Regions from separate parts of the Homo sapiens genome. Here region 1 is linked to region 2. A link is an interaction called in ENCODE POLR2A ChIA-PET data of the cell type or tissue named here. Cell type or tissue: GM12878. All regions are shown on one strand. Each heading gives the region's core, and the rest is flanking DNA. Links, peaks and the distances in the headings are about the cores only.

The links. Peaks named below come from ENCODE experiments on the same cell type or tissue, not always from the same donor. Only the 100,000 strongest peaks of a DNase experiment are listed, where the experiment ranks them.
Region 1: POLR2A ChIA-PET joins it to region 2 with 5 read pairs; 5 of 35 experiments call an interaction of 5 or more read pairs at or near these places.

The regions. Positions count from the first base shown.
Region 1 is chr9:110,029,758-110,040,707 of GRCh38, reverse strand. The region is part of intron 7 of PALM2AKAP2 (PALM2 and AKAP2 fusion); the gene reads right to left. Among named protein-coding and RNA genes, the nearest start is that of C9orf152, 170 kb to the left of the region's middle. In GM12878, for the core only: no CTCF peak of the experiment used is centred there; no DNase peak of the experiment used is centred there.
Region 2 is chr9:109,888,728-109,899,677 of GRCh38, reverse strand. All of the region lies in intron 3 of PALM2AKAP2 (PALM2 and AKAP2 fusion), which reads right to left. Among named protein-coding and RNA genes, the nearest start is that of PALM2AKAP2, 110 kb to the right of the region's middle. RefSeq lists an enhancer at 5,980-6,139. In GM12878, for the core only: no CTCF peak of the experiment used is centred there; DNase peaks (open chromatin) are centred at 4,127 and 4,588; H3K4me3 peaks cover 2,303 bases; H3K27ac peaks cover 3,206 bases.

The DNA.
Region 1 (10,950 bases), core at 4,004-8,003, 140 kb before region 2:
TTGGATAAAACAGGAAATTATTTCTTAGTTTTTGTTAAAAAAAATACGACTGTAACATTTTCCTAGTAATTTGCAAGTGTTTCCCTCAGAACTTTTAAGCACAGGCTGTTAATTTAAGGGAAGAACCATAAGATTTTCCAGTCATATTAGGGGGAAAAAGACCAAATCTTGAGATTTTAAGTTTTAAGAATTCTGATTCTCTCAGAGATAGTCTTTGCGGTAGTCTTGATTTGCTTGTCAAATGTTTTAGTATTGAGAACTATCCACTGAGAAATGGGCTTTTTCCTTCTAGTATACTGAACATATTAAATGGCTTTCCTAGCATTAACGTAAACTTCACTGAAGATGATGGGACAATATTATGAAGGCATATTATGTTTATATACACAGAATAAATTAATTACTTCTCTAAGTAACTATTACGATTATAAGGTGTTAAGATCATTTAAATACGGAGAATAATAATAGCTTCTATAGCATATTAAAAGCCTCTGTTGGATTGGGACCATGGCCAACATAAAATCACTTTAGAAACCACAATAGCTTATAATACAATCAACTAAAGTACCTATACCCATATTGTTTTTGAAGATTTTCCAACTCATTAAGTAAATACCTTCTTTATAGCTCCCTCTCCCTCTCCTCTCTTCTCCTCTCCTTCCTTCCTTCATTTGTACTTCCTTTCTTTGTATTCTCCTGTCTTCCTTCCTTCTCTCCTTCCTTCATTCCTTCCTTCCCTCCCTCCCTTCCTTCCTTTTCTTGTTAGACCACTGCCTAGTTAATTTTAGGAGCAAGCATTGCAAACTCAAATACCTTAGGAAGCCAGACAGATAACATAAATGAGTAAAGCTGCCAGGTATCAGAAACAGTTTGTGATTCCCACAGAGGGCTCAGGCGTTGATGAGTCCAAGTGCTGACTGCTAAGCAATTCATAGAGTGGTTGAGATGAGATAGGTGAGCACCTAGACGAGAACTGTGGGTTCAGATAGGTGCTGCTGCTGCTGCTGCTGCTACTATGTTTGACTTCGGAATTTTCTTTACATGCTTGGGATGGGTGAAGGCATATCAAAATGTTAGAGACATGAAAGTTAGAACTAGGAGGAAAGTTACATGTTGCCCAAGCCATTTTTCTCATTTTACGGTATAGCAAAATGTCAGTAAAAAACAGAGAGCCAGAAGACCTGGATTGGAATCCTGACCTGTCACTTACTGGCTATGTGACCTTAGGAAAATCGCTCAGCCTCGCCATCCCTCCCTTCTTATCTCCTCTAGGACATTGTTCCAGCAATTTTATCCTTCCCAAAACATGAATTTTCTTTCACTTTATCAAATATGCTGTGATTTCTTCTATCAAAAAAAATTTTTCTTGTGCTCACAGTTAATAATACTGTACTAAATGAACACTTTAAGAGGATAGATTGTATATTATGAATTTTCTTTTTAAAATTATTTATTTATTGAGAGAGGGTCTCACTCTGTCACTATGGCTGGAGTGCAGTAGCATGATCATGGCTCACTGCAGCCTCAACTTCCTGGGCTCGAGTGATCCTCCCACCTCAGCCTCCTGCGTAGCTGGGTCTATAGGCATGTGCCAGCATGCCTGGCTAATTTTTGTATCTTTTGTAGAGACAAGCTTTCCCCATGTTGCACAGGCTGGTCTTGAACTCCTGGGCTCAAGCAATTCCCCGCCTTGGCTTCTCAAATTGCTGGTTTACCACACCAGGCCAACGTTATTAGTGTTTTCTAGGACAATAATTTTTTTTTTTTTTTTTGAGACCGAGTTTTGCTCTTGTTGCCAGGCTGGAGTGGCACAATCGCGGCTCACTGCAACCTCTGCCTCCCACGTTCAAGCAATTCTCCTGCCTCAGCCTCCCAAGTAGCTGGGATTACAAGCGCCCTCCACCAGGCCCAGGTAATTTTTTTGTATTTTTAGTAGAGACGGGGTTTCACCATGTTGGACAGGCCAGTCTCGAACTCCTGACCTCAGGTGATCTGCCCACCTCAGCCTCCCAAAGTCCTAGGATTACAGGTATGAGCCGCCATGCCCAGCCTACAATAATTTTTTTAAGAGAAATTCTCTTGATCCTACCACCTCAATTCCCTGTTTCCCCTCAAAGCAAAAGTTCTTAAAAGAGATGTTTTTTTCACCAAGACAGCACTTGTCAAAGTCATCAGTGACCTTGAGGTTGCCAAACCCAGTGGTCATTTCTCCAAACTCACCCGACCTGATCTTTCACCAGGATTTAACACAGGCCATCAGTCAGTCAGTCACATTTAAACTGCTTTCTTCATTTGGCTTTCACAACTGTTTCTTGATTCTCCTCAGTGCTCTCTGACCTTTTTGTTTTTTGTTTGTTTGTTTGTTTGTTTGTTTGTTTTTGAGACAGGGTCACTCTGTCACCCAGGCTGGAGTGCAATGGTATAATGACAGCTTACTGCAGCCTTGACCTGCCGGGCTCAAGCAATCCTCCCACCTCAGCCTTGGATGACAGGTGTGTGCTGCCTCACCTGGCTAATTTTTTTGTTCTTTGTAGAGAGGGAGGTCTTGCTATGCTGCCCAGGCCAGTCTCAAACACCTGGGCTCAAGCGATCCTGCCACCTTGAGGGCCTTCCAAAGTGCTAGGATTATAGGCATGAGCGACTGTGCCCAGTCTCACTGACCATTCTTTCTTAGTCCTCTTTTAAGGTTCGTTCTCATTTTACAAATCTTTAATTTGGGATGAGCAATGACTTGGGCTTGATCCCTTCTATCCCTCAGGCCATTCTCTCTGTGATCTCATCCAGTCAATGGCTGTGCACAGGTGAATCCCAAATTTATATGTCAGCTTATTTTCTCCATGGAACTCCAGACTCATACTTAACCTCTCCACGGGATGCCTAGAAGGCATTTTTAAATTAACAAGTATATTGCAAATTCTTAATTTCCTCTCAAAACCTGCTCCTCCTATAGTCTTGCCTACCTTGTTAAAGACAGGTCATCCTTTTAGCCCTAACCAAATCATCCCATATTCTACAGCATTCTGATTTTTCTCCAGAGCATTAATCACCATCTTTCATATGATAGTATTTACTTGCTTGTTTCTTGTCTATCTCACCCTACTGAAGTGTAATCTACATAAGTACAAGACCTGGTCTCTTTTGTTAATTTCTAGATGCCTAGAGCTTGGCATAGAGTAGGTGCTCATTAAATATTTGTTGTTGAAGCCGGGTGCGGTGGCTCACGCCTGTAATCCCAGCACTTTGGTAGGCCAAGGTGGGTGGATTACCTGAGGTCGGGAGTTCGAGACCAGCCTAACCAACGTGGAGTAACCCCGTCCCTACTAAAAATACAAAATTAGCTGGGCGTGGTGGCGCATGTCTGTAATCCCAGCTACTCGGGAGGCTGAGGCAGGAGAATTGCTTGAACCCAGGAGGCAGAGGTTGTGGTTGCGGTGAGCTGAGATCGTGCCATTGCACTCCAGCCTGGGCAACAAGAGTGAAACTCTGTTTCAAAAAAACAAACAACAAAAAATATTTGTTGGAAAAAAAAAAAGGAAAGTCCCCATGTTCATGTAGCTTACAACCTAATATGGCATGGACAATGAGGTAAGAAAAACAATAAGCAAGAGAAGAATGTCATAGATAACAGGAAAGAAAATAAAAGGCCAATTGAATTCACTCATGCAGATACATGAAATGTATTTTGTGTCAGGAGGCGGTAATTGTTATAAAGAAAAATAAAACAGGGTAAAGGGATAGATATTGATGGCAGTAGGAGGTGAGTACTATTTTATGTAATGGTCAAGAACAGACTCTTTACTGAGGTGATATTTGAGCAGAGACCTGGAGAATGGAAGGAAGTGAGCCAGGGAGACATCAAGGGGAAAAGCATTCGAGCATAGGGAACAGCAGGTGTGGGGACACTGAGCAATCATGTTTGGAGCAGCCAGGAGGACTTCAGAGCTGAGAAAGGAGGGGTGAGAGAAGACTGGCAGTGAGCCAGATCCTAAGGTCCTTGCAAACCTTGATAAGCACTTTGGATTACCTATTTTCCTGAATAAGATGAGAAGCCACTGCATTATTTCAAGCAGAAAAATGACTTGATTTGGTTTAGATTTTTATAACATCACTGTGGCTGTTTCTGGGTGGAGTCTGTGTTACAGAAAGGGAAAGGAGTGGCCGGGAGAGCACTTAGAAGCTATTGTAATAATCTGGGCAAGAGATGATAATGGCTGAAAGCAGAATGGTAATGGTGGAGTGGTGACATCAATGGTGAAATCAGATTCCAGACATAATTGGAAGTGGAAGCTGCACCAGGCACATGACACATGGCACAAAGCATTGCCCTCAGAAGGCATTCAACACATAATTATCAGATGCATGCCCAAATACTTCTTATTTTCATTACAATAAAGTGTTCTTATTAACGGGTTCAAAAAAACTCCCACTTGATCAGGGTTTCTAGGAAGTTTCTTTTAAAAAAACAAAGCACAGGGCCTGGTGCAGTGGCTCACGCCTGTAATCCCAGCACTTTGGGAGGCCAAGGCGGGTGGATCACGAGGTCAGGAGATTGAGACCATCCTAGCTAACACGGTGAAACCCAGTATCTACTAAAAATACCAAAAAAACTAGCCGGGCGTGGTGGTGGGTGCCTGTACTCTCGGGAGGCTCAGGCAGGAGAATGGCATGAACCCGGGAGGTGGAGCTTGCAGTGAGCTGAGATCACGCCACTGCACTTGAGCCTGGGCGACAGAGCAAGACTCCATCTCAACAATAACAAAAAAAAGTACCAACTCACCAAAACAATATATATATCATATATATGTTATATATAACACACAACATATCATATATGTTATATATAACACACAACATATCATATATATTATATATAACACACAACATATCATATATATGTTACATATAACACACAACATATCCTATATATGTTACATATAACATACAACATATCCTATATATGTTATATATAACACACAACATATCCTATATATGTTATATATAACACACAACATATCCTATATATGTTATATATAACACACAACATATCCTATATATGTTATATATAACACACAACATATCCTATATATGTTATATATAACACACAACATATCCTATATATGTTATATATAACACAACATATCCTATATATGTTATATATAACACACAACATATCCTATATATGTTATATATAACACACAACATATCATATATATGTTATATATAACACACAACATATCATATATATACATATATCTGTATTATACGCATAATATACGTATATAATATGTATTATACATATTATATACGTATATGTATTATACATATAATATATGTATATAATATGTATTATACATATAATATATATAATATGTATTATACATATAATACATATGTATGTAATATGTATTATACATATGTACAATATGTATATTATATATTATATATGTGTGTATATAATATAATTATATATTATATTATATATATTTTTTATATATATACACACACACACACATGCACACATATATATTTAGTACATTGGGTAAAGTATTTCTTAAATTTTAGGCAGAAAAAAAAGCACTTGTAAAACACTAAACATACTAGATTTTCCCGTAAGTTGATTCCAAGAACTTAGTATTTCATATGAAAGGATCACATTGACCCTTAAATTTCTAACATTTACCATGGGCGAATTCAATTGACCTTTCATTTTTCTCTCCCATTAGCTATGGCATTCTTTTCCCTTTAACTCCGTAATCATAAACACAGCTATTTTCAGACCTGTCACTTATACAAAGAATATATGGCAGCCGGGCGTGGTGGCTCACACCTGTAATCCCAGCACTTTGGGAGGCGGAGGAGGGCAGTTCACGAGGTCAGGAGTTTGAGACCAGACTGGCCAACATGGTGAAACCCCGTCTCTACTAAAAATACAAAAATTAGCCAGGCATGGTGGTGGGCACCTGTAATCCCAGCTATTCAGGAGGCTGAGGCAGGAGAATCGCTTGAGCCTGGGAAGCAGAGGTTGCAGTGAGCTGAGATTGCACCACTGCACTCCAGCCTGGGCAACGAAACTGTGTCTCAAAAAAAAAAAAAAAAAAAAAAAGGGGAATATATGGCTTGATAGTTATTGGATTCTCTCCATAGGGAAAGCATACGCTATGGTCTTTTCTATGCTGTGGATGTGAATTCCAAGTGAATGGCTAGTTGTAAAGTTAACTGGCTCTGCATTCCCCAAGAAACATGCAAAAGAGGCTGGGTGTGGTGGTTCACGCCTGTAATCCCAGAACTTTGGGAGGCCGAGGCGAGCAGGTCACCTGAGGTCGGGAGTTTGAGGCCAGCCTGAACAACATGGAGAAACCCTGTCTCTACTAAAAATACAAAATTAGCCGGGCGTGGTGGCACATGCCTGTAAATCCCAGCTACTTAGGAGACTGAGGCAGGAGAATTGCTTGAGCCCAGGAGGCAGAGGTTGTGGTGAGCCAAGATCACGCCGTTGCACTCCAGCCTGGGCAACAGGAGTGAAACTCCATCTCAAAAAAACAATAGAAAAAAAGGAAAGAAAGAAACCTGCAGAAGAGCACTTAGGGATCACAGGCAAGAGGTGCCCTGGCACTGTGGTTAGGGGACTATGCTAACCACATGAAGAATGCTAGGAATGAAGGCAGAATCCTCATTCTTCCACTGATTCTGAGCAGGACCTTCCATAGGTTACTTTATCTCCCTGTGCCTCAGATTCCTAGTCTTTAAAATAAGAACAAGTGTATAGTATCTATATCATGAGTTCATGGAACTCATTGGATAAGTTCATGCTTATAAAGGCCACAGAATACACCTTTTAGATTCTCAATTAGTATTAGCTATGTGTTATTTGTATTCATCTGTGCCAGTCCACTGGCTCATAGCCTGTCCAAAAAACTACAGTGGTCTTAGATCAGGTCCATTCTTGACTAATTCTTGCTCCCAGGATCAAAACTATTTTCCTGTCATTACATTTTAATTAAAATATTTTTTGATTCTAAAAGAAATATTTACTCATTACACAGAAAGCAATAAACTGTGGGCTCTGAAATATGACAAACCTGGAATTGAATTCTGACTCTGCTCTTCCAGAATTTGTGACCTTATAAAGTCTTTACCTTCTCAAAGTGTTGATTTCTTCATCTGCACAATGGGACAAAAAATGGTACCTATCTCATGGTGTCATTTTGAGTGTTAAAGAGAGAAATGCAGGTAAAGTGTTTAACACAGTGCCTAGCCCACAGTAAACACTGGGAAAAAGAAAGGGAGTGAAGGGAGAGAAGGAAAGAGAGGAAAAGAAAGTAGGAAGAAGTCAATGACTGTTATAGGATTGAAGGTTTAGTAAAAGCCACACAAAGGAGAAAGGTTTGGAAAATGCTTAGACACAGAATGCATATTTTTATTTAAAAGAGAAAAAGATTTGCTGTGTCTTTTGCAATACCATTTCTCTTAAAAGGGATTTTCCTGTGTCACTCATGGGATACACTTAATATAAACTTAGAAACTTTTTCATATTTGGGATTTGTTTATATTTTCTTTGCAAGAACCAACTCAAACACACTAAAAATAATAAAAAGAATAATTCTTAGTGGATGAATGTTTGTCTATTTCTCAACTTAAATAAGGTTTTGTCTCCAAAATTTCAAAGTGACTTATTCACATTAATTTGAAAAGTCAGACCAAAAATTTGACCCTGCTTAAATATGGTATGCTACATATAATACGACATTCAATAAATTTATTTATTTATAATAGAAATAGGGTCTCCTTCTGTCACCCAGGCTACAGTGCAGTGGTAGGATTGTGGCTTACTGCAGCCTCATCCTCCCAGGCTCAAGTGATTCTCCCACCTGTCTCCTGAGTAGCTGAGACGACATGCGCACACCACACCTGGCTAGTTTGTTTGTTTTTTTATTTTTTTATTTTTTTTGTTTTTTTATTTTTTATTTTATTTATTTATTTATTTATTTATTTATTTATTTATTTATTTATTTATTTTGAGACAGAATCTCACTCTGTCACCCAGGCTGGAGTGCAGTGGCACAATCTCAGCTCACTGCAGCCGCCTCCTCCTGGGGTCAAGCGATTCTTCTGCCTCAGCCTCCCGAGTGGCTGGGACTACAGGCACGCGCCACCATGCCCAGCTAATTTTTGTATTTTTAGTAGAGATGGGGTTTCACCATATTGGCCAGGATAGTCTCAAACTCCTGACCTCGTGATCTGCCCGCCTCAGCCTCCCAAAGTGCTGGGATTACAGGCGTAAGCCACCGCACCCGGCGGTTTTTTTTCTTTAAGTAGAGATGATGTCTGGCCAAGTTGCCCAGGCTGGTCTCAAACTCCTGAGTTCAAGCAATCCTCCTGCCTCAGCCTCCCAAAGTGCTACAATCATAGGTGTAAGCCACCATGCTTGGCCAATAAGTTGATTTTTTTTAGTCCAAAAGTTAACCAAGGCTGTGTTATTTGTGGCATAACACAGACATGGAGACATTTTAGAAAAAACTAAAAGAAGAAACTGTCTTAAGCTACAGTATGATGGGTGCAGTAGTCTCTTAACTAATATTGCAGGACACCTGTGTGCTTAATTTCTCCAGATTCAAGGAAAGCTCTACTTTTTTTTTTTTTTTTTTTTCCCCGTAAGCTAAGCTTTGCTTATTTACTGAGAAGGCTGTTCGGTTTTATCATACTCATGAATCACTGCAGGAGAATGATAATGAGAAATGTAATCAGAATGCTGACAGGATGAAGACTCATGGGCCAGCCTGAAGAACAACTCATTCTCAAGGATGAAAATCAAATCTTATCCCACTAGGTAAACTCCAGCTTTGCATTGGAAGAATGAACGCAAACAGAACTACATAAAAGCCTCCATATTGATCAGGACTGTGAGGCAAGGAAGACCTCCTTAGCATGTCTACATACCAGCATCATCTCATTATTCTCCAAGGTGAAGCACTGTGACAAAGTCATGAAGATCTAGTGCTGTCTGGCTTAGACCTAGGCTCCAGCACTCCTTGTCTGTGTGACCTTAGACAAGTTACTTAATCTCTCTGCACCTTGTTTTCTCTGTAAACTGGAGATATCCTAGTACCCACCTCATAGGGTTGTGGTAAGAATTAAATAATAGAATACCCTAAACACCCAGAGCACTACCTGACACATGGGAAGTTCTCAATATATGTTAGCTATTATCTCATTATTCATTTTATTAAACCGAATTTCACTAGAAAATGCATACTGTTGGAGATCAAAACTCACACTCTGGTGGGGTGCAGTGGCTCACACCTGTAATCCCAGCACATTGGGAAGCTGAGGTGGGCGGATCAGTTGAGGTCAGGAGTTCGAGACCAGCCTGGCCAACATGGTGAAACCCTGTCTCTACTAAAAATACAAAAATTAGCCAGGCCTGGTGGCGCACACCTGTAATCCCAGCTACCAGGGAGGCTAGAGGCTAAGGCACAAGAAATACTTGAACCTGGGAGGTGGAGGTTGCAGTGAGCCAAGATGGCGCCACTGCACTCCAGCCTGGGCAACAAGGTGAGACCCTGTCTCAAAAAACAATAACAGAAACAATAATAAACCTCACAATCTGTGAGCAGATGGAAAATATGATGACAAATCCAATACCCTACCCTCTAGCCCAGATCCCTTTGGGAGACGGAGTGGGAACTGCAGCTGCTGGTACCTTTTTCTTTTCAGAAACAGACATAAAAATTCTGAGATAAAATAAATGTCACATCTCCACTGACTAATTTCTGAGGAAGAAGTAGTTGTTGCAATGATAGTAAGCATAAGTGACCTCGAAACAGACCAGCTCGTGGTATGCAGACCTACCAGTGGCCTGCTCTGCTAGGCAATGAATCAAGCATCTTGTATGAGCATGTCATCTTTTTACATACAATTTACATGATGTCATGATTTTTACCAAGTGTATTTTTTACTACTAAGTTTTCACTACAATAAAAAGGGCAAGGGGGCAGGCCACTAGAGAATGGGTAGGAGAAAGAGATGGGAAAGGCATTGGATAATTTATCGAGATAGGAGCACTAGATGCTCACTTCAACAATCTTCAGTATTCATATGATACAGAAAGATCATTCTTCCCATTGTTAGGGCTCAGAAACCTATATCCCCAAATATGATGCTTTGATATTCTGAACCTGAAGAAGGCTCAAGGTCTCTCTGACCTCCCCTCACTCCTGTCTCTCAATCTTCTGTCTCTCCCCTACGCACAGGATGAAATGGTTCTGTGAAGTTCCCTTATCTACCTAAAATCTTACCCTCCAGAGAAGAAAACAATTACTTCTGGTCTCTTCCTTGAGTTGCCATTAGCAACTCATATAGCAGGAAGAAAGACTGAATGAAGTCTGTCAACACATCTGAACAGACTTCTGTCACAAATTGTTGTCTGTTCTGTGGGCCCAACAGACTTTGTCCCAGGTCACTGTTGGTTCTTCAAGTAAAAATCATTTACTGCCCTTCCCCCCACTTCCTATCTCCACACTTCCTATCTCCGTTTCCTCTAAGAAGAAGGGTATATAACCATCTGTACCCCATTGTGTGTAATTTTCTCTCTTTGCACATTAGTAAACTTCTATGCCATTTCTCCCGTTAATCTGTCTAGTGTCAATTGATTTTTCAACGAAATTTCAGAGGGCAAAGGGAAAGTTTTCCCTTGGCCCCTACTCTATGAATCCAACAACTTTTCCTGATAACTACAATCTTGATTTATGAGACCTCTCTGATACCTGACCAGTTGCAGAAGGACAAGGCTTATCGTAAGTGGCCACATGAGTTCTACCCAGGATTTCAGAAATAATTTGCAATCATTCCAAACCCTCAGGGACATGAATGGTAATTTATTCAGACATTAACTGGAGAGACAAACTGGTTCCCTGCCTAAATGGGAACCAGGTTGGCTACCTTCCAGTCGCA
Region 2 (10,950 bases), core at 2,385-6,384:
GGAATGACACAATTATGAGAGACAAGGCCAGAGAAGTAAGAGGAGGTCACATCATAAAAGACTCTCTAAGCTAAATTAAGGAAGTTGAACTTTATCTTATAGTCCAAGGAAAACAGGTAAAGGGTTTGAAGCTGGAGAGTAGCATCATCAAATATGAACTTTGAAAGATACTTCTGCTGGGTGGCAGAGGTTAGGTCAGAAGGACACAACACTAGGGGAAGGGAGACTAGGTGAGAAGCTCTTGCATCAATCCCCATGAAAGATAATGGTGGCCTGGACTACTGTCATGGAAGTGGGAAAGAAAAAGTGTAGAAGGAATCAAGAATCCTTTTATTATATAAAATTACTGATTAGATAGAGGATTTGAAAGGGTGAAAAGAAGCAAGGACAATGTCCTGATTTCAGACTTGGGCAACTGGGTGCATGGTGATGTTTTTCAATGAGATTAAGAATCAATGAAAAGGAATCAATCAGAGAAAGTAATGACTAATGAATTTTTAGCATGCTGAGTTATAGGTGTCTGGGGGGATCCAAATGGATATGGTTAGGGGGCAGTTGGCTATATGGGTAGGTCTGGAGAAAAAATTAGATCAAAGAATGCCTATATTTCAGAAGCCATGGGAACAGACAATGTCACTCAGAGAATGGGAGAAGTGAAGAAAGGAGCCCCAAGTCAAGAACCTCAAAGCACCAATATTTCCCAGATGGACAGAGGAAGGATAGTGTCATCTCAAGTAAACAAGGAGAGAGTGTGTTTCAAGAAGAAATAGGGAGCATTCAGCAGCTTCCGTTGCTGCTCAACAGTTGATGAAAGTGAGGATTTAGAAGTCTCCTTTGCACTTAGCCCCTAAATAGTCACTGGTGATTTGGCAGGTGTAGGAGAGTGAATGGGACATAGAGACGCTGCTCCAAATATGGGGGAGGAGGAAGGGAGAGTTAGTGCAGAAGAAAAATGGAGTCAGTGGAGTTTGGGATGGGAAAGTGTTTTTTAACAAATGGCTGTTCCAAAGTCAGTTAGAAATTCCTAAGATCTTCATAAAGTATAGAGACTTGTTTTTTATCGAGACTCCTAATGTTTAATCTTCAGATTGATTTCTTAAAAGTGCAATAATTCAACAAACAATAGTGAGTATGTCCTAATAAAGAATACTCAGTGCCTATGAATTGAACATGAACCAGTCCAGGCAAGACTGTTTATTATTTATGTGTTTATTTCTAACATATATAAAATAAGAAGCATGAATTTAGCACTCTGAAAAAAAATGTGTTTTCAAATGTCTGAGAGAGGTCTTTTGAGAGCTGCTTCCTTATCTGTAAAACAGTCTGGAAAGAAAATTCAGGAGGATGGAAGTGTGTAAGCACATGTTTGTGCACAGGTGAAGTCTTATTTGTACTTGAAATATTGGGAGCTTGACCTTGATGTTGCTATAACCTGGGGCAGGTGCGCAGAGTACAACTGTTGCAAGGTGAATAGGGTACCACTGCTACTATGTGATCTTTCATTCATTCTTTCTTTTTTTTCTTAAACGACAACAACAACAATAACAACAAAGTTGTTCTCTGATTAATTCTCCTTTGAGAAGAGAGAAATCCACAAATAGATTTCATAGAGCAGTTAAGTAAATTATATTTTTGCCCTCTTTAACTGTAAGTCTTCTTGGTTTGTTAATGTAATTACCTATAATTTATTTAATGCAAATCCTCATACACTGGTGATAAAAAAATTTAATCCAAACAGTAAATGGGCTTCTCCACCTTGTTCAACTGAACAAGCTGGTATGAAACACAGTGGAATCTTGGTGAGAGGATAGAGGAGATGAACAATATGAGACACAAAAGTCATTTCTAAAAATGTGATTAGGAATCCTGCCCTGTCTCAAAACAATTAAACTGTAAATCTATACTTGCTTTTCATATTGAATGAAGTGAATATGATTCGGAGCATAATTCAGAATTACATGAAACCTCCTTCTAATAAATGCCTGGTGAAAAAATTTGGTCTGAGAATCATTCCATTTGCTTGAAGCAAATATAGCATTTGGGTCATGATAATAACAGCAGCTATCGTCATTGTCAAATACTATTTTTTTTTTCTTTTTGAGATGGAGTCTCCCTCTGTTGCCCAGGCTGGAGTGCAGTGATGCAATCTTGGCTCACTGCAACCTCTGCCTCCGGGGTTCACGCAATTCTCTGTCTCAGCCTCCCGAGTAGCTGGGATTACAGGCACCCGCCACCATGCCCGGCTAATTTTTGTATTTTTAGTAGAGATGGGGTTTCACCATCTTAGCCAGGCTGGTCTTGAACTCCAGAACTCGTGATCCACCTGCCTCAGCCTCCCAAAGTGCTGGTATTACAGGCATGAGCCACCAAGCCTGGCTGCCAAATACTATTTTAAGCAATTTATACATGTTAACTCATTTGCCCCTCACACTAATCCCCAAAGTATACCTTATGATTATTTCCATTTTGCAGATGAGGAAAATGAGGCACAAAATCTTAACTAATTGGTTCAAGGCCACATAAGTGACGAAGGGAAGAATGCTTACTCTTAACCCTCAACTCTATACTTATGCTAGGTTGGTCCCAGAGCTTTCTGCTAAAAGGTTGAGTGGTGAATATTTAAACTTTATGGAAAAATCCACATTTTCCTGTCACTATAATTTGTTACCTAGCATGGGATTCATATCTAAAAAGAGGCAAAAAAAAACTTGAAACTAATTACTGGATGAAGCAAAAGATAGCTGGAACTGAACATTTCAGTTAGGATATTTGAAAACCAGTGAGATTTTGCCATCTGAAGAGAAGCCTGAGAAGCATCTGCATAATGTTCTTTCGAACATTTAAATTAAATAATTAATTATTTTTTGGAGACAGGGCCTCGCTCTGTTGTCCAGGCTGGAGTGCACTGGCATGATCATAGCTCACTGCAGACTCAAACTCCTGGACTTAAGTGATCCTCCCGCCTCAGCCTCCCGAGTAGCTGGGACGACAGGCATGTACCACCATGCTTGGCTAATTTTTGTATTTTTTGTAGAGATGAGGTCTCACTATGTTGCCCAGGCTGGTCTTGAACTCCTGGGCTCAAGCAATCTTCACGCCTCAGGCTGCCAACAAACTGGGACTACAGGCATGAGCCACTATGCCTGGCCTGAATAATGTTCTTTATTAGAGCTGCATATGACTCCACTGCACACAGGACGCACTTGGAATCTAAGTGCCACCTTCCTTAAAATATGAAGATGCCCCTTCTGACTCACCACCAGTATGAAGTCATGCTTCCTCCCTGCCAGACTCTATTAATATTTGATATGGTTTCGTTGTGTCCCCATCCAAATCTCATCTTGAATTATAGTTCCCATAATCCCCATGTGTCATGGGAGGGACCTGGTGGGGAGGTAATTGAATCATGGGAGTGGTTACCCTCATACTGTTCTCGTGATAGTGAGTTCTCATGAGATCTAATGGTTTCTTTTTCTTTTTCTTTTTCTTTTTGAGACGGAGTTTCACTCTTGTTGCCCAGGCTGGAGTGCAATGGTGTGATCTCGGCTCACTGCAACTTCCGCCTCCCAGGTTCGAGCAGTTCTCCTGCCTCAGCCTCCCAAGTAGCTGGGATTACAGGTGCCTGCCACCATGCCCAGCTAATTTTTTGTATTTTTAGTAGAGACGGGGTTTCACCATGTTGGCCAAGCTGGTCTCAAACTCCTGACCTCAAGCGATCCACCCAACTCAACCTCCTAAAGTGCTGGGATTACAGGCATGAATCACAAGGAGATTTTCCCCCCTTATGCTCAGCGCTTCTCCTTGCTGCTGCCATGTAAAGAAGGATGTGTTTGCTTCCCCTTCTGCCATGATTGTAAGTTTCCTGAAACCTCCCCAGCCATGCTAAACTGTGAGTCAATTAAACCTCCTTCCATTATAAATTACCCAGTCTCAGGTATGTCTTTATTAGCACTGTGAGAACAGACTTAAATACAATATTGTCATGGCATATGACAGCACTGACTAAAAGAAAAGCCACTCATTTACAGAATCTCCCTTCCTTCTTTAAAAGTAAGAGAAGGTAAGTATAGTTCGACCTGAAGTAGGAGGCTGAATGAGCCCTCTGACCACATTTTAACCACAGTGGATCTTACCGAATGAAAAACCAAGTTTGACTTCTGCTTTCCCAGATCAAACAAATCTCTCCAGGCTGCCTCTTCTAGCCTGACAAAAATTCTTAGGATGTCCCGAGAGAGAGCAAATCTTATTGTCGTTCCTATTTACAGATTCAGCTGGGACACTGACTGATTTTCTCCAGATTACAAGCCAAGACATCTGTGTGGCTAATATTAAAATGTCAGTACCTTTGGTTCCCATCCTTTGCTTAACAGAGCAGCCCCAAGACCAGCAGACTCCACTGCATGGAAGGCCTGAGCTGCCCCCGCAAAGTCATGTTTATGAAACAGCTGCTTTCAAGGAAACCAGTCATTCTGAGGGCACTCATTTGGAATCTGTGATTCCCTGTCATGGGCTAAGATTTGCTTTTGCATTAGTTACAGGAAAAGAATGGTGGCTTTGAAAGAACACTGGGTTTTGTGCCAGGAAAATCTGACTGGCTGTGTCATTCTGAGAGTCCTGTGGTGTGTCCCGGCCTCAGGTTCTTCACCTCTATGATGGGAAGTGGTGTGGGGATAGGCCTAGTAGAAAGACTCCAAGTTCTTTTCTAGATTCAAAGGTAAATCTTGCAGAATGGTGGCAATGACAAGATTTAAACATTTAGGGAGGCTTGGCACAGTGGCTTATGCTTGTAATCCCAGCACTCTGGGAAGCCGAGATGGGAGGATTGCTTGAGCCTAGGAGTTCAAGACCAGCCTGGGCAACAGAGCGAGGCCGTGTCTCTCTTAAAAAAACTATAGGAAAAAAAAGTGTGGTCTTGGGGCACATAGTCATCTTTGCCATTTGGCTTGCTGCAATATTGCTCAAGATTTTATGGTCATGGACAAGGGTCTGATCCCAATCCATCACAGACCAATACTAGCACTCAGCCCACGACACATGCAGCTCACCACGTGAGTGCAACGACACTCAAACTTGTCTCTACCCTATTCAGTAAGATGGGTCCATTGATCACCCATTGGGATATCATATTGCTATTAAAGTTTCTAAACACCTTACTGGCAATTTCTGTCTTTGTCACAGACTGGTAATAAACAGTTGCCTGACCAGAAGCAGTCCCTGGACCATACTTTCAATATTACTGGGTTTGGCCACTTTTCTGTAATAAAGCAAGTCCCTTATGGACTTGAGCAGGACATCACTCAGACAACTTAGATGCATTTTTGTTTGTTTGTTTGTTTTTTGAGATGGAGTCTCGCTCTGTTGCCCAGGCTGGAGTGCAATGGTGCGATCTTGGCTGACTGCAACCTCTGCCTCCTGGGTTCAAGCAGTTCTCCCTGCCTCAGCCTTCCGAATAGCTGGGATTATAGGTGCCCGCCACCATGCCCAGCTAATTTTTTGTATTTTTAGTAGAGACGGGGTTTCATCATGTTGACCAGGCTGGGCTCAAACTCCTGACCTCAGGTGATCCACCTGCCTCGGCCTCCCGAAGTGCTGGGATTACAGGCATGAGCCACCACACCCAGCCAGATGCTTCTTTTTTTTTTTTTTTTTTTTTAAATAAGCAACTGGAAAGCAGAAAAGTGAACTTTTTTCCTTCAACTTTTATTTTAAAGTCTGGGGTACACGTGCAGGATGTGCAGGTTTGTTACAGAGATGAACATGTACCATGGTGGCTTGCTGCACAGATCAACCCACCACCTAAGTGTTAGCTACTCTTCCTGATGATCTCTCTCCCCGCAGCCCCCTCGACTGGCCCCAGTGTTTGTTGTCCGCACCACGTGTCCACGTGTTCTCATCAGAAGGCTAAACATTTTTTAAAATAACTGCTGAGATGGTTGGGTACAGTCCTCATGCCTGTAATCCCAGCACTTTGGGAGGCTGAGGTAGATGGATCACTTGAGCTCAGGAGTTCAAAACTACCCTGGCCAACACGGTGAAACCCCATCTCTACGGTGTTAATACAAAAATTAGCTGGGTGTGGTGGCACACAACTGTAATCCCAGCTACTCTGGAGGCTAAGGCACGAGAGAATCACTTGAACCCAGGAGGCAGAGGTTGCAGTGAGCTAAGATCACACCAATGCATTTCAGCCTGGGCGACAGAGTGAGACTGTCTCAAAAACAAAACAAAACAAAACGAAACCCCTGCTGAGATAACTCTAGCCTCTCACGCTTTTCAACTTGGTCTGCCCACAATTGGTCTGGATTCTTGTCAAATCCATCTATCATATTGTCCTATTTCTTCTGCCTTTGGATTTGTTCTTTTTCATCCTCTACTTCAGCTGATAGGCCCAGCAGTCCTGGAATTCCTGCTGAAGGCTGGCAGGTAGGTGGTAAACAGACAGATTAGAGCTGTTCCCAGGGCAGGAAGGAACCTGACAGTTGTTGGGGAGATGGGACGCTTCTTGGCCTTGTAAGGCAGTGGCCACTGCTCTCTCAGTGCTGCACTCCTAGCCTCCCTGCCTTCCTCTGCCCTGGACTGCAAAGGTGAGGTGTACCCCTCCAAGGCACCCTTGGACCTGGATGCTTACCGGGCCCGAGTTCTGGAATGCCATGCTAATCTCAGTGCAGTGACAGCCCTCTCAGCTGTTTCTGAAAGTGGAGAGGGAGTCTGATAAAATCAAACAATTTGAGATTGTTTATATATTGTACATTGTCATATCATTCTTTTATTTTTATAATAAAAGCCAAAACCTATTGGGCACAAAGTCCAAGACAGTTCTGGGTACTCTTTGCATATCTTGACTTAATAGTCACCCCTCCCCAATAAAGTTGATCTTTATTATTATTATTATTTCTTTTTATAGAAGAAGAAACTGAAGTAGAGAGAAGCTAAAGAACTTGCCTCAAATTATACAGGCAGCAAGCAGAGATTCTGAACTTGAACCCAGCAAGTATTACGCGGATGTTCATGCCCCTAACCACTGCCTTATACCATCTCTGGATATAAATGATGGTTTCTGAACCTCATGGCAAGCTTATGGATAAACTAAGGCTGAAACATATAAATTAAATTGAAAACTATTTATTGAGCAACCTCCTAGGTGTAAAACAGTAATCTAGGCACTCAGATATAGTACACTGAATGATGGCCCTAGAAAGATATGTCCACACCCTAACCCCCAGAACCTATGAATATGACCTTATGTGGATAAAAGGGTCTGTGTAGATGTAATTAATTTAAGGATCTTGAGAAGAGATTATCCTGAATTATTTAGGAGGGCCCTAAATCCAATGATAGGGGTCTTTATGAGAGACAAAGGAGAAGACACAGAGACAAGAGGAGAAGCCCATGTGAAGACAAAGGCAGAGATTAGAGCGACACAGCCACAAGCCAAGGAATGTCTGGACCCACTAAGCTGAGAGAGGCAAGGAAGGATTTGCCTCTAGATGCTCTGGGGAAAGCACAGCCCTGCCAGTATCTTGATTTTGGACTTCTGGCCTCTGGAGCTGTTTTAAGCCACGAACGTGTAGAAATTTGTTACATCAGTCTCAGGAAATGAACACAGTAGGTAACCAAGACAGTCCTTACTCTGGTGGAGTTTACATCTGAGAGATGTAATCTTAAGGAGTTATATCTTAGGGATGAACAGAATGTAAATGTAACATATAATGAAAAATGATAAGGAAACATTTACCTAACAACTCAAACCACATTGTCTTCACCCTCCATCCAGGGAGTTTTACCTGGACTGAGTAGTAATGACCACTCCCTTTCATATGCACCCATAGACCCTTTCATAACATCCATCATGGGAGCTACTCCACCATTTAAAAATTGATGGGTGATGGCCAGGCACGGGGATTCACACCTGTAATCCCAGCACTTTGGGAGGCCAAGGTGAGCAGATCGCTTGAGGTCAGGAGTTCAAAGCCAGCCTGGCTAACATGGTGGAACCCCATCATTACGAAAAATACAAACATCAGCCTGGCATGGTGGCGGGTGCCTGTAATCCCAATTATTCAGGAGGCTGAGACAGGAGAGAATCGCTTGAATCCAGGAGATGGGAGGTTGCAGTGAGCTGAGATTCTGCCAATGCACTCCAGCCTGGCTACAGAGTGAGTGAGACTCTGTCTCACACACACACACACACAAAATGATGAGTGACATGTCAGTGTTCCCCTGCGACCTGTAAAAGTCTTCATCTCCATCTCCTCAGACCTTACCTGACATTACTTAATAATGGGGGAAAATGGCATAACCTTAATGACCAACAAGAAGGAGGCACGTGGAGACCAAGAAGCCAGCAGGGCCATGGTGCATGCTTGTACAGAATGTTGTTGCCCAAGATGCTAGCCAAGGGAACAAAGGGAGGTGAAGTCCAGCCAGTGGCTTTCTAAGTGCTGCCTACCCTGTGGAACTGCATTTTCTAATTGCACAAAGGAGCCATGTGGCCCAGCAATGGCCCTGAATGCTACCGGTCTTTAAAGATGCCTGATCCTTCCAGCTAGAATCTGGTCAAGCTGGCAGCCCCATGCTGTACAGCATGGTAATGCTTAAAAGCCTTCCTCCAGGCACCCTGGCCAGGGGGACATTCTTTGCTGGCTGAATGTCCCTGTAATTTCACAGGTACTCTCTGTGCACTGGGCGGTATTCAGATATTATTTAATTTTTTCCTTTGCCTTTCTGCATAGGAGGAACAAACACAAGACTCTAGGATCCCTGGAGTGGTTTATTCCATTAGAGATTCTGTTTCAAAGGAGATAAAAAGGCTTGGCAGAGATGTGGGAGATGCTTCTGCAGGAAGCACACTGGTATCTCCTCACTCTGCGTGTGGCCTCAGGTGAATCACATTTAGGCCTCCATTCTCTGATTCTTCACTTTGCAAGTTTAACTGAATATGTACTCCAAGTATGCTAAAAAGAGTTTCCCAAAACAAGGACAGGAACCAGGATGCAGGCAGACCTCTCCTGATGAAACTACCCAAACCTAAGTCATCTCTTAGTGTGTAACCCTTTCCTCTCACCTGGTCTGAATTTCCCACTGTTAAGGTTTATACCTTTGGATGAGAGATCCAAAAAAATTCTTGATGTCGGAAGTTGCTTTTAGGATAGTAGAAGGAAGATGAGTGTTTTTTCTACCATCCTTGCATGCATTGGCTAAGGAGCCAAAATCCCATAATCAGAGACAGTTTGTATATTTTATCACCCGTTCGCTGTCCTGGAGGGCTCCACGCCTAGACCTGAGGGAAAGAGAAGCTAGGAAGGCTGGAGGAAGCGGGCCTTGATGAGTATCAAGCAGCCTCGGGTCCCACAGTACTCTTCCCTGTGGCCTACACAGTGAAAAGGGGAAACACGAAGTGGGGATTGTGCTCAAGAGATCATCTTGGCTCCGGGCCCTTGTGATGGATGTACCAAATAAGACCTCCATGCTGGAGAATCGCTGGAAAGGACTGAGACACCATCTTGTCTGCTGCCTTCAAAATGCATAATTCATGAAAACTGTGGAAGAGTATGTCAACAGGAAGCTTGCTGTTTTCATTTCATCAAGAATGTAGAACGGTTGGAAATGACCACGTTACAAGCCAGAGGGGCTATGCAAGGTGACCTAAAATTGGAAAAAGACTATTATCAAAGCTTTTTGTAGAGAGAAAACTTGGGGTGTGGCAATCATAGGCCAAAAAGCCTGGAACTGGCTACCAAAAAAGTTGACTTTGCAGAATTCCTTCCATTGCAGCAATTGTTCTGAGGGCTGGGAAATGCATGTATTTCCCAAATATGGCTCTTACATGGCCTCAGTGTATGGAAGAAATTCAACTACTATTTTCATAGTTCTGGGCACTATAAACCCAATTTGCCAGACCAATAATGAGATGATTATAATGGATCCTACAAAACCTGAGCGAGGCACGATGACTCTGGTACATCTGGCAGGCCTCCTGCTATTGTTGCTAAGTAACACACATGAAATGTTGAAATGCTGCACTGCAATTTCAGAGTGTTTCCTCCCTTACCTGTGCCAGCTTGCAAAGCTGACCACAAACCCTAAGCATCTAGATTTTTTCAGTCAGTGAAGAGGGCTTTTTCTGTGTGGTCCTTGGAGGATAGGGCAGGGACCAGAGAGAGGGTAGGAGCTGCAGGGAACAAAACTTTCATCCCAAAGGAGGATCCTCTGTAATAATTAGAGTTGTTCCAGTATATACTTGGGTTTTATTTTGCAAGTAAATGAGTTTCCTGTCACTTTCAGGCTTTGGGGAGAGACTGTTTTTTCACTCCCACTCATTACGTTCATTGCAAATTCAAGAATCAGATAGGAGTTGATCCGCATAACATGTCAGTTATGCATACTCTAAGATTCCATGGTTTTATGAACTGTCATAAAATTATTGCCTTTGCAAAAGCAGCACAATACTGAATGCAAAAACCAAAAAAGCAACTATTTCTTTTTAACTCTGAACAGACTTTCATGGCTCAGTGCATAAGAGAAGCCTTTTATTTTCAAGTAACTGAAACACTTTGTCATTTTGCACTGAGAATCACTAATGTTATCTTCATAAATCTTTTTAGGGTTCTGTATTCTGGAACTACTCGGTGGTGAGATTCTCATCTTAGTATCAATACACATAATGCCAGGCTTTTGAGCAGTAGTTCTCAACTTGGAGAGATTTTGTCCCCCAAGGCAACATTCAGCAATGTCTGGAGACATGTTTTATTATCATGACTGGGAAAGGGCAATGGTGCCCCTGGAAGCCACTAGGTAGAGGCCAGGGATGCTACTAAACATCTTGCAATACTCAAGACAGCCACTCACAACAAATAACTATCCAGCCCTAAATGTCAATAGCACAGCTGTTAAGAAACTCTGCTGTAGGGGGATGGAAGAAACAACAATAAGAACAGCACTATTCTTTTT